Regions from separate parts of the Homo sapiens genome. Here region 1 is linked to region 2. A link is a loop called in an ENCODE intact Hi-C map of the cell type or tissue named here. Cell type or tissue: mammary epithelial cell. All regions are shown on one strand. Region 1 overlaps ST3GAL3 (ST3 beta-galactoside alpha-2,3-sialyltransferase 3). Region 2 holds the start of B4GALT2 (beta-1,4-galactosyltransferase 2).

Region 1 (4,000 bases), 72 kb before region 2:
TCCTCCTGCTCCTCTTCCCGCCACTCTTCCTCCTCCTGTTCCTCTCCTTGCTGCTTTTCCTTCCTTTTGTTCTCCTCTTCCTTCTGTCATCACTATCATTATCATTATAGCTGTCACTTATTAAGCTCTTCAGTTTATCAGCTTTCCTTGAATTCATTCAGTTCTCATAATGACCCTATAGCTAGGTACTGTTATTATCCCCATCCTAGAGATTAAGAAACTAGGGTACAGAGAGGATATGTTACTTGTGTAAGGTCACACAACTAGTTAAGTGGTAGAGCCTAATTAAAACTCAGATCTCACTGCCTCAGGGATCTTCCTAAGAAATAAATCTGACCACCTACCTTCCTGGTTAGAATCCTCCATCAGTCAGCTCCTATCTGCCATGGTCTGTGAGGATGGTAAGAACTACTGTTAACTCTTCTCCATGCCAGGCCCTGGACGATGTGGTTTATATGCATCATCTCAGCCAGCCATCTCCACAACCCTACAAGGCAGATACTATGAGTAGCAGTAAGCAGTAGAGCCGCATTTTGGACCGAAGGTGTTTCACTTTAACCATTGCACTATAACACCTCCCATTTATTCATTGATTCAGCAAATCCAAAGCAATCACCAACATCATGTGCAGTCCCGTTCTTCAAGCACAGTCTCACTCACTCGACAGCTCCCTTTCCCAGTGCTTTCCTTCAGATCCAGCCAGTCCAGTACCAGGGACTGAATGTCACCCATGGGAGAGAAGCTACAGCCAAGGTGGTAACACATGGTGTCACCTTAGTAGCATCTCAGTGCTGCTTCCCATTCCTGTGTCCTGTCCGGGGTCCTTGATCATCTCAGATCTCTACCCTCATCATCTTCAATTCCACTGTACCTCCATCCTATTCCAAAGAAATTGCATGTCCAGCTGCACAGGGAAAATAAAGGTTGTCACCAGCCAAGAACTCTCGGCTTCCTGCTTCCCATCTACAAACTTACCTGCATCCCCATTCATCCCTGCTTCCTCCTCTACCATCCCTCCTGTGCCTCTGCCATTCATGGTCAGTTCTCTCCTGTCCTGGATGCCATCTCCCTTCACCTTCTCAGGACTGTCTTCATTCCTTTGTCTCCTTTCTCACCTCTTTGCCGGGTCCTCCTCTCACATCTATGAATGTATTTGGATCTCTTTCACCTTAAAAATAAAAGCCCTCTCTTTAGCTTATGTTCACCTCTCTTCTTTTCTCTTTCAAGTTTCTGGGAAAAGTCATCGCCTGTCCCAGTGTCTCCCTGTTTGCCGTCTGTTTCTCAGCCTCTCCATCCTGGCTTCCAAAGCCACTCTCACCTGGCAGTGACCTTCTGATTCTAAATCCAGCAGACTCAACCTCTGCCCTCCCTTTAAAGGAGCAGCTTGTCAGCAAGCATCCAGTGAGCATTTACTGTGTAGTGGGCACAGCGCTGGGTTCTAGGGATAGCCCCTGATTCTTAAAACTCATGGCCAAAAACCCGGGAAGCATCCTGATTCCACCATTGCCTTTGCCTTCCATATTCGACTCTTCAGTCTCCAGATCTTTCATTCTCCCTTCTAAATCTGTCTGGCTTGGATTATTTCAGCAGCTTTCTGTCTGTTTCCCTGCCTCCAGTCAGGTCTCTCTCCAATCCCTTCTCTATGTCTGTATTCTAAAGAATCCTCCTAAAGTGACCAGGTGCTTCATTCCCCTGCTTTGGATCCCCATTTCCTAGATGCAGTGGTTCTCAAAGTTCCTTCTCATACCAGCAGCACCAGTATCACCTGGCAACTTATCAGATGTACATTTTTCAGTGGGGGCCTCACCTTAGAGCTTCTGAATGAGAAACTCTGGTTGGGCCCAGCGTTCTCTTTTAATAAGCCCTCTGGATGATTTGCGCAGGCTCAAGCTCAAGAACCAATGGCCTGCAGGATAAAACTTCAATTCCACAGCACAGAACTCCATGATCTGGCCCCTTCCAAGCCTTCCCTTCTCCTTGCCACTCTTTTTTTTTTTTTTTTGAAATGGAGTTTGCTCTGTCACCCAGACAGGAGTGCAGTGGCACAATCTCAGCTCGCTGAAACCTCCGCCACCCCCTCCAGGTTCAAGTGATTCTCCTGCCTCCGCCTCCCAAGTAGCTGAGATTACAGGTGCCTGCCACCACGCCTGGCTAATTTTTATATTTTTAGTAGAGATGGGGTTTCGCCATGTTGGCCAGGCTGCTCTCAAACTCCTGACCTCAGGTGATCTGCCTGCCTCAGCCTCCCAAAGTGCTGGAATTACAGGTGTGAGCCACTGCGCCCGGCCCTTGCCACTCTTTAGCACCCGCCATGTACTCTCCACTCTGGCTATATGGACCTATGGATCCTATTTCACGCCTCTATGTTCTACCTGTTTCCCTACCCATGGATGTATGAGATGCTCCTCTTCTTATAAGCCTCAGGAGGGCAGCAGCTGTCTTGTTGATCTCTGTAAGCCCATCACCTCCAGCAGTGAGGCATAGTTGGTATACATAAGTAAATAAGCAGATGTGGAAACTGAGGCCCAGAGTGCAACAGTACCTTCGAGGAGAGTCAGGATTCTAACTCCAAACTCCTGCCTCTCAGTCAGGCTCTTTCCTCTCAACTAGGCTACCTCCTTTCATTGCCCTGGAAGGTCTTTCTTTTAGGTTCAGACCCTTGCATCCTTTTGCTCTCTTCTTGCCTCTCCAGGGCATCTCTTTCCTCTTAGCCATGTTTGATCTTCTTTATGCAGTTCCAAGATCATTCTCCTTGATAAAGAAATGAGAACTGAACAGTCCCTGGCGCTCTGCCTTTCAGTTGCCTGTTGGCATCACACGGACCGCCCCAAGCCGGCTCTTCTTTTTGTTCATCGCTTTTTTCCAAATATAGCTTTCAAAAAGTTTTCTGACCCTCTCCTCATAGCACACATCAAAATAAATCCCAAACGGACTAAAAAGCGAAATATAAAAATACAACCAAAGGGAATTTTAAAGTAAGGATAGAAATCAAATCCCTGGAGGGAAAGAACTTTCAAGACACAAGTGCTAGAAGAAATCAAATTTGATAACATATTAGAATTTCAAGTTAACACAAAAAGACTGCCGCACAACCTTGAAAAACATATTTAGAACATATGGCAGGCAAAGGGTTATTATGAGAGTTAACAAGAAAGCCATTAGAATCCCAGCAGATAATGGACAGGAAACTGAACAGATCACACAGAAAGAAAGATAACTAGTAAACAACAGAAATAGGTTTAACCTTCCTAGCAGTCAGAGAAATTAATGTGAAGGAAACAGGGTGCCATTTATCACCTACCATGTTTTCAAATAATGTGTTAAATTATCCTACATGATGCTGCCAAGAGTGCAGTGACAGTTGTATCAAAGGCTACTGGTCGGAGTAAACAAATAGGGACCAGTTTTTTGGAAAGGAAATGGAACTTGGTACCGAGAGCCATCACCCAGAGGAAGGAAAAGTCTGTGCACAAAGATTTTTATTGTAGTGTTACTTTATATTTTGTAGTGTTGTTTGTAATAGCCAAACCCAAATATTACCTAAGGGGTTTTTTTATGTGAGTTATGGTCTCACTACATGATGGAGTATAAAGCAGTAGCACAGCAGTCCTGCCGAGGGTGTGGGCACCTGGACCAGCCAGCACAGCTGCTATCCCCAAACCTTCAGTGCAGGCAGGATTGGCAGGTAAAGCACTGGCCTCAGTGTTAGGAACTGAAGACAAATCTCATCTTCTGCCACAATTCACATCTTTGAGTTTCATTTTCCTCATCTATAAAATGGAAATCATGAAAGCTTCCCTGCATAGCTACCTGTTATTCTGCTATAAGAACTAGTAGGACAATGCACAGGACAACAGTGACACACTGTGCTCATCTGCAATGACAGTCACCTTCTGAGAAGTGAGAATGGGCACAAGAAATATTGCCTGCCCACTGGGCAGAAACCCAGACCACAGGATAAGGAGTGAGAGTGTTGGCGAGAGCAACAGGGCCTGGGCCT
Region 2 (4,000 bases):
CATCATCTCCGTCCTTGTGAGGCCTGGAGCCTAGGCAGTGGTCTCTGCCTCCAGTGATGGTCCTGTCCTTCTAGCAGCAGCCCCTCCCAGAAACCTCTACTCTGATCCTTGTTCCCAGGGCCCAGGGCAGCTCCTCCCACCCCATCCAATCTCGTTTTCTCCTTCCCTGACCCTGTTTCCTGTTACCCCAGAAGCCCCAGCCACCTCCAGCCCACGCCTTTAAGGGTCCTGCCCCCTCTCTGCTGGCCGACCTTGAATCTTGGTCCAATTAAAGAGTTGACAAATCCCTAGCCCCGCAGCCTGAGTCCGCCCAACCTCCAGGTCCCCTTCCTGGGGAGTTCGCGCTCCAATGCAATCCCCACTCCCCGCTAAGGGACTCCACGGTCTGCACCCGCTCGCCGGTCCGACCTCTAAGCCCACCCTTTGGACGAGCCTGACCCATTTCCTCCCGCGCTCCCAGGTCCGTGCCTCCTGGGTGCCCGGGTTCGGCCGCCGGCAGGGCGGGCTCGCAGCGGCGCGCGGCGGGTGCGGGCGTGCTGGAGGCGGGGGCCGCGGGGGCGCGCGCGCGGGCGCGCGGGCCGGGCCTGCCCCTCCGAGGCGCCGTAGCGCGGGAGGGAGGCGGCGGCGCTGTGGTCCGTGGGTCCGCCGGTCCGTGGGTCTGCCCGGCCGCCCGGCCCCGCCCTGCCCCCCGGGGCGGCTCGGCTCCATGGCCCGCGGCGGCGGCGGCGGCGGCGGCGGCGGGAGGCGACCCGGGGGCCGCGGTGGCCGCTGACCGGGCGGCGGGAGGCGGCGGGGCCGGGCCATGGGGGACGGAACCGTCCGCAGCCGCCGGAGCCGGGAGCCCTGCCCAAGTCGGAGCGGCGTCCCCTGCTGAGCCCCGAGCGCCGGGTGAGAGGAGGGCGCGCGCGGCCCCCACCCAGGGCCCCGAGATTCCAGACCCAGCCCCGCGAGGGGCACCCCGAGCGCGGCCCCGAGATCCCAACCCAGGAGCCGGTGAGAGAGGCGCCGGCGGCCAGACCCCGGCCTGGCTGCCCCCACCCCGCCCCCACTCCGGCGCCCCTCCTGGGCTTCTCCGCCCGCGTCCAGCCGGCCTCCCTCATTGTCCTCGCTCGCCCCGGCCTCGTGGCGCGGGGAGGCGTTCCATACACGTTTCCCCTTGGCCTTTGCCTCATCCGCTGCCCTCCACCCACTCCCCCTGCCCCCAGGCTCCACACCCACCCGGTCTGTGCGGCCTGCCCGTCCGCGGGTGCCACGTGTTCAGCCTGCCAGCCCCGCCCAAACGCACCCCTCAGCCTGGCCGCCAGCCTGACCCAGAACCCCTGCGCCGGAGGGAGGGTGGGAATGTCTGCACGTGGGTCTGGGTGTGAGCTGTCTGAGAGTCTGGATGTATGGCTGTGGAAGTCCAGGAGCAGTGGCCTTGTTTGTGAGTGTGGGACTTAGTGTGTTACTGTCACCCGGGTGTGTCTGTGACTGTAGTTCTCTGTGTGTCTGAGTGTGGGTGACCAGCTGGGACCAGGGTGTCCCTGTGATTCTGTGTGCCTGTGAGACTCACCCTGCTCCCTGAAGCACTGCCAGAAGTGGCTGCCGCTCTCTTGGAACCACAGCTGGAGCCATCGCCCAGGCAAGACCCCCTTCCTGCCATGCCCAGTGCTGTGCCCATCTCCAGGCCCAAGCATCCCGTTCCGGGAATCAGAACCAGCTGTGCTGGGCAGGACCCAGAGTCTTGGTCCCAGTCCCAAGGGGCTGGCTTTGAGGTCTTAAGTGAGGGGTGTCCCCTGCCTTGCCCCGTATTTTGACGTTTTGCTCCAGTGGGAAGGGATTCTGTAAACATCCAGTCTGTATTTGGGCCCCCCGGATGCTGAGGGCAACTTCCCAGCCTGGTCCCAGTTGGCCTGGCCTGCTTGTCGCTGGGATCTGAATGACCAAACCACTTCCCACCATGGCTCCTGGAAGGACTAAATGAAGTCATGAGTATAAAGTGCTCCTGCATGGTAGGTGCACAGTATTCCGTCTCTTCCCTCTTCCCCAAGCCATGAGTTCTGGGTTAAGGATGCTGCCATGTGAGGTGTCTGTTCTCAGGGGCACAGGGGCACATGGGGGTCTATAGGTAAACATGTCTCCATGCTTAGGTACAAACCAGTGTGGTTAGAGTTCACGTGTCTGTGTTCCTGGGAATGCGTGAGTGTGTGTGTAGAGTTGTGCAATAAGGGTGAGTGCCTGAGTGTGTGTGTCAGTGAGGTGGAGGAAGGTAAATGTATGTGGCTTAGTAGTGGGGTGTGCTTGAGGATGTGAGTACTGAGTTGCCGGGAACTGTGCCTGGGTGTCTGTTTGGAGGTAAATTCTTGAGTCTGTGAGTGTGAAAGGGTATGAGCAGGTCAGTGTGAGGTGTGGCCCACGAGTGTGAGCAGCTGAGTGGGAGGTAGGTGGGCAGCCTTGCCTGTCCTGCCCTGACCTGCTGGATCTGTTTCCCTCCCACCCTGCTCAGGCCAGCAGCCGGATGCCCGGGCCCACTGGGCGGGCCAGTGGCCGCCTGCGGGATGAGCAGACTGCTGGGGGGGACGCTGGAGCGCGTCTGCAAGGCTGTGCTCCTTCTCTGCCTGCTGCACTTCCTCGTGGCCGTCATCCTCTACTTTGACGTCTACGCCCAGCACCTGGCCTTCTTCAGCCGCTTCAGTGCCCGAGGCCCTGCCCATGCCCTCCACCCAGCTGCTAGCAGCAGCAGCAGCAGCAGCAACTGCTCCCGGCCCAACGCCACCGCCTCTAGCTCCGGGCTCCCTGAGGTCCCCAGTGCCCTGCCCGGTCCCACGGCTCCCACGCTGCCACCCTGTCCTGACTCGCCACCTGGTCTTGGTGAGCCTGGAGGGTAGGGCCTGCCTGTGGGGAAACAGGGTTTTATTGGTTTGACTAGAGAAATGGCATCTGGACCCAGGGGTGTGCCAGGGGTCCAGGTCTGTTGTAAGAGGGCTATTCTTGGGGTTCCCTAGCCCACCCCCAGGCTGAGGGTGGGGGCTGGTATCTGTGGATTCTGGCCAATGCCCTGATTCCTGACACTGTCCTGTCTGCAGTGGGCAGACTGCTGATCGAGTTCACCTCACCCATGCCCCTGGAGCGGGTGCAGAGGGAGAACCCAGGCGTGCTCATGGGCGGCCGATACACACCGCCCGACTGCACCCCAGCCCAGACGGTGGCGGTCATCATCCCCTTTAGACACCGGGAACACCACCTGCGCTACTGGCTCCACTATCTACACCCCATCTTGAGGCGGCAGCGGCTGCGCTACGGCGTCTATGTCATCAACCAGGTGCCCATGCGGGGGTCCATGTGCCTGTTGGTGTATATATGTGGGTTGGGGGCGTTTGTGGGTCCTTGTCTGCCCGTGTGGATATGTGGATGGACCTGGGCGTGGGTAGTCGGTGTTTGTCAGTGTGCACAGGAATGTGTACGCACAGTGTGTGCATGTGAATGTTGGCATGCACACTGGCAGGTGTGTGCATGGTCTCAGAAGGGGTTGAGCCCCACTCTCTACCCTTGGCAGGCCTCACCCCATGGTGGTGCAGGCCTTGGGTATGCTGTAGGAGGAGATGTTGAGGGCCCTGAGGAGAGGGAGTTAGACCCTGAAAGAAGGATGAAGCCTGTAGAACCCTTTGGGGTAGGTGCCAGCCACAGCTGAGGCCAGGGCACTCAGCTCAGCATCTTAAGGCCTTTGGTGGACCTGGCTAGGGCTGGCCACTAGGTCCCAGAAGGGACCTCTGATGCAGGCCCCCCCGCCCCCGCCGACCACAGAGACCTCCTAGACTTGGACATGGGTCCCTCCCGTATGATGGGACACAAGTGGAGGTGGAGCAGGGGGCCGTGGGAGCACAGAGGGCCCCAGTCCAGCCCTGGGGTTGGGAAGCAGTTGCTGAGATGGGTCTTGCGGGATGAGCAGGCATCAGGGGCTGCAGAAGCCAGCATTCTAGGCAGAGGGACCTGGAGGATGCAGGGCCAGCAAGATAACTGG

What was found. Hi-C counts contacts between places; a loop is a spot of excess contacts. Peaks named below come from ENCODE experiments on the same cell type or tissue, not always from the same donor. Only the 100,000 strongest peaks of a DNase experiment are listed, where the experiment ranks them.
Region 1: it touches region 2 in a loop (7-fold over the local background); 1 of 110 quality-filtered maps calls a loop at or near these places.

Annotation. Positions count from the first base shown.
Region 1 is chr1:43,906,644-43,910,643 of GRCh38, forward strand. The region is part of intron 9 of ST3GAL3 (ST3 beta-galactoside alpha-2,3-sialyltransferase 3); the gene reads left to right. Among named protein-coding and RNA genes, the nearest start is that of ARTN, 25 kb to the right of the region's middle. In mammary epithelial cell, a CTCF peak has its summit at 2,434 (motif pointing right); no DNase peak of the experiment used is centred here.
Region 2 is chr1:43,978,624-43,982,623 of GRCh38, forward strand. B4GALT2 (beta-1,4-galactosyltransferase 2) reads left to right here and starts at 587. Exons shown (of 7, transcript NM_003780.5): 1 at 587-888; 2 at 2,486-2,850; 3 at 3,066-3,301. The coding sequence starts at 2,538. RefSeq lists enhancers at 1-471, 472-1,063, 3,428-4,000 and silencers at 481-580, 851-960. In mammary epithelial cell, no CTCF peak of the experiment used is centred here; DNase peaks (open chromatin) are centred at 1,368, 2,218 and 2,598; H3K4me3 peaks cover 2,530 bases; H3K27ac peaks cover 1,701 bases.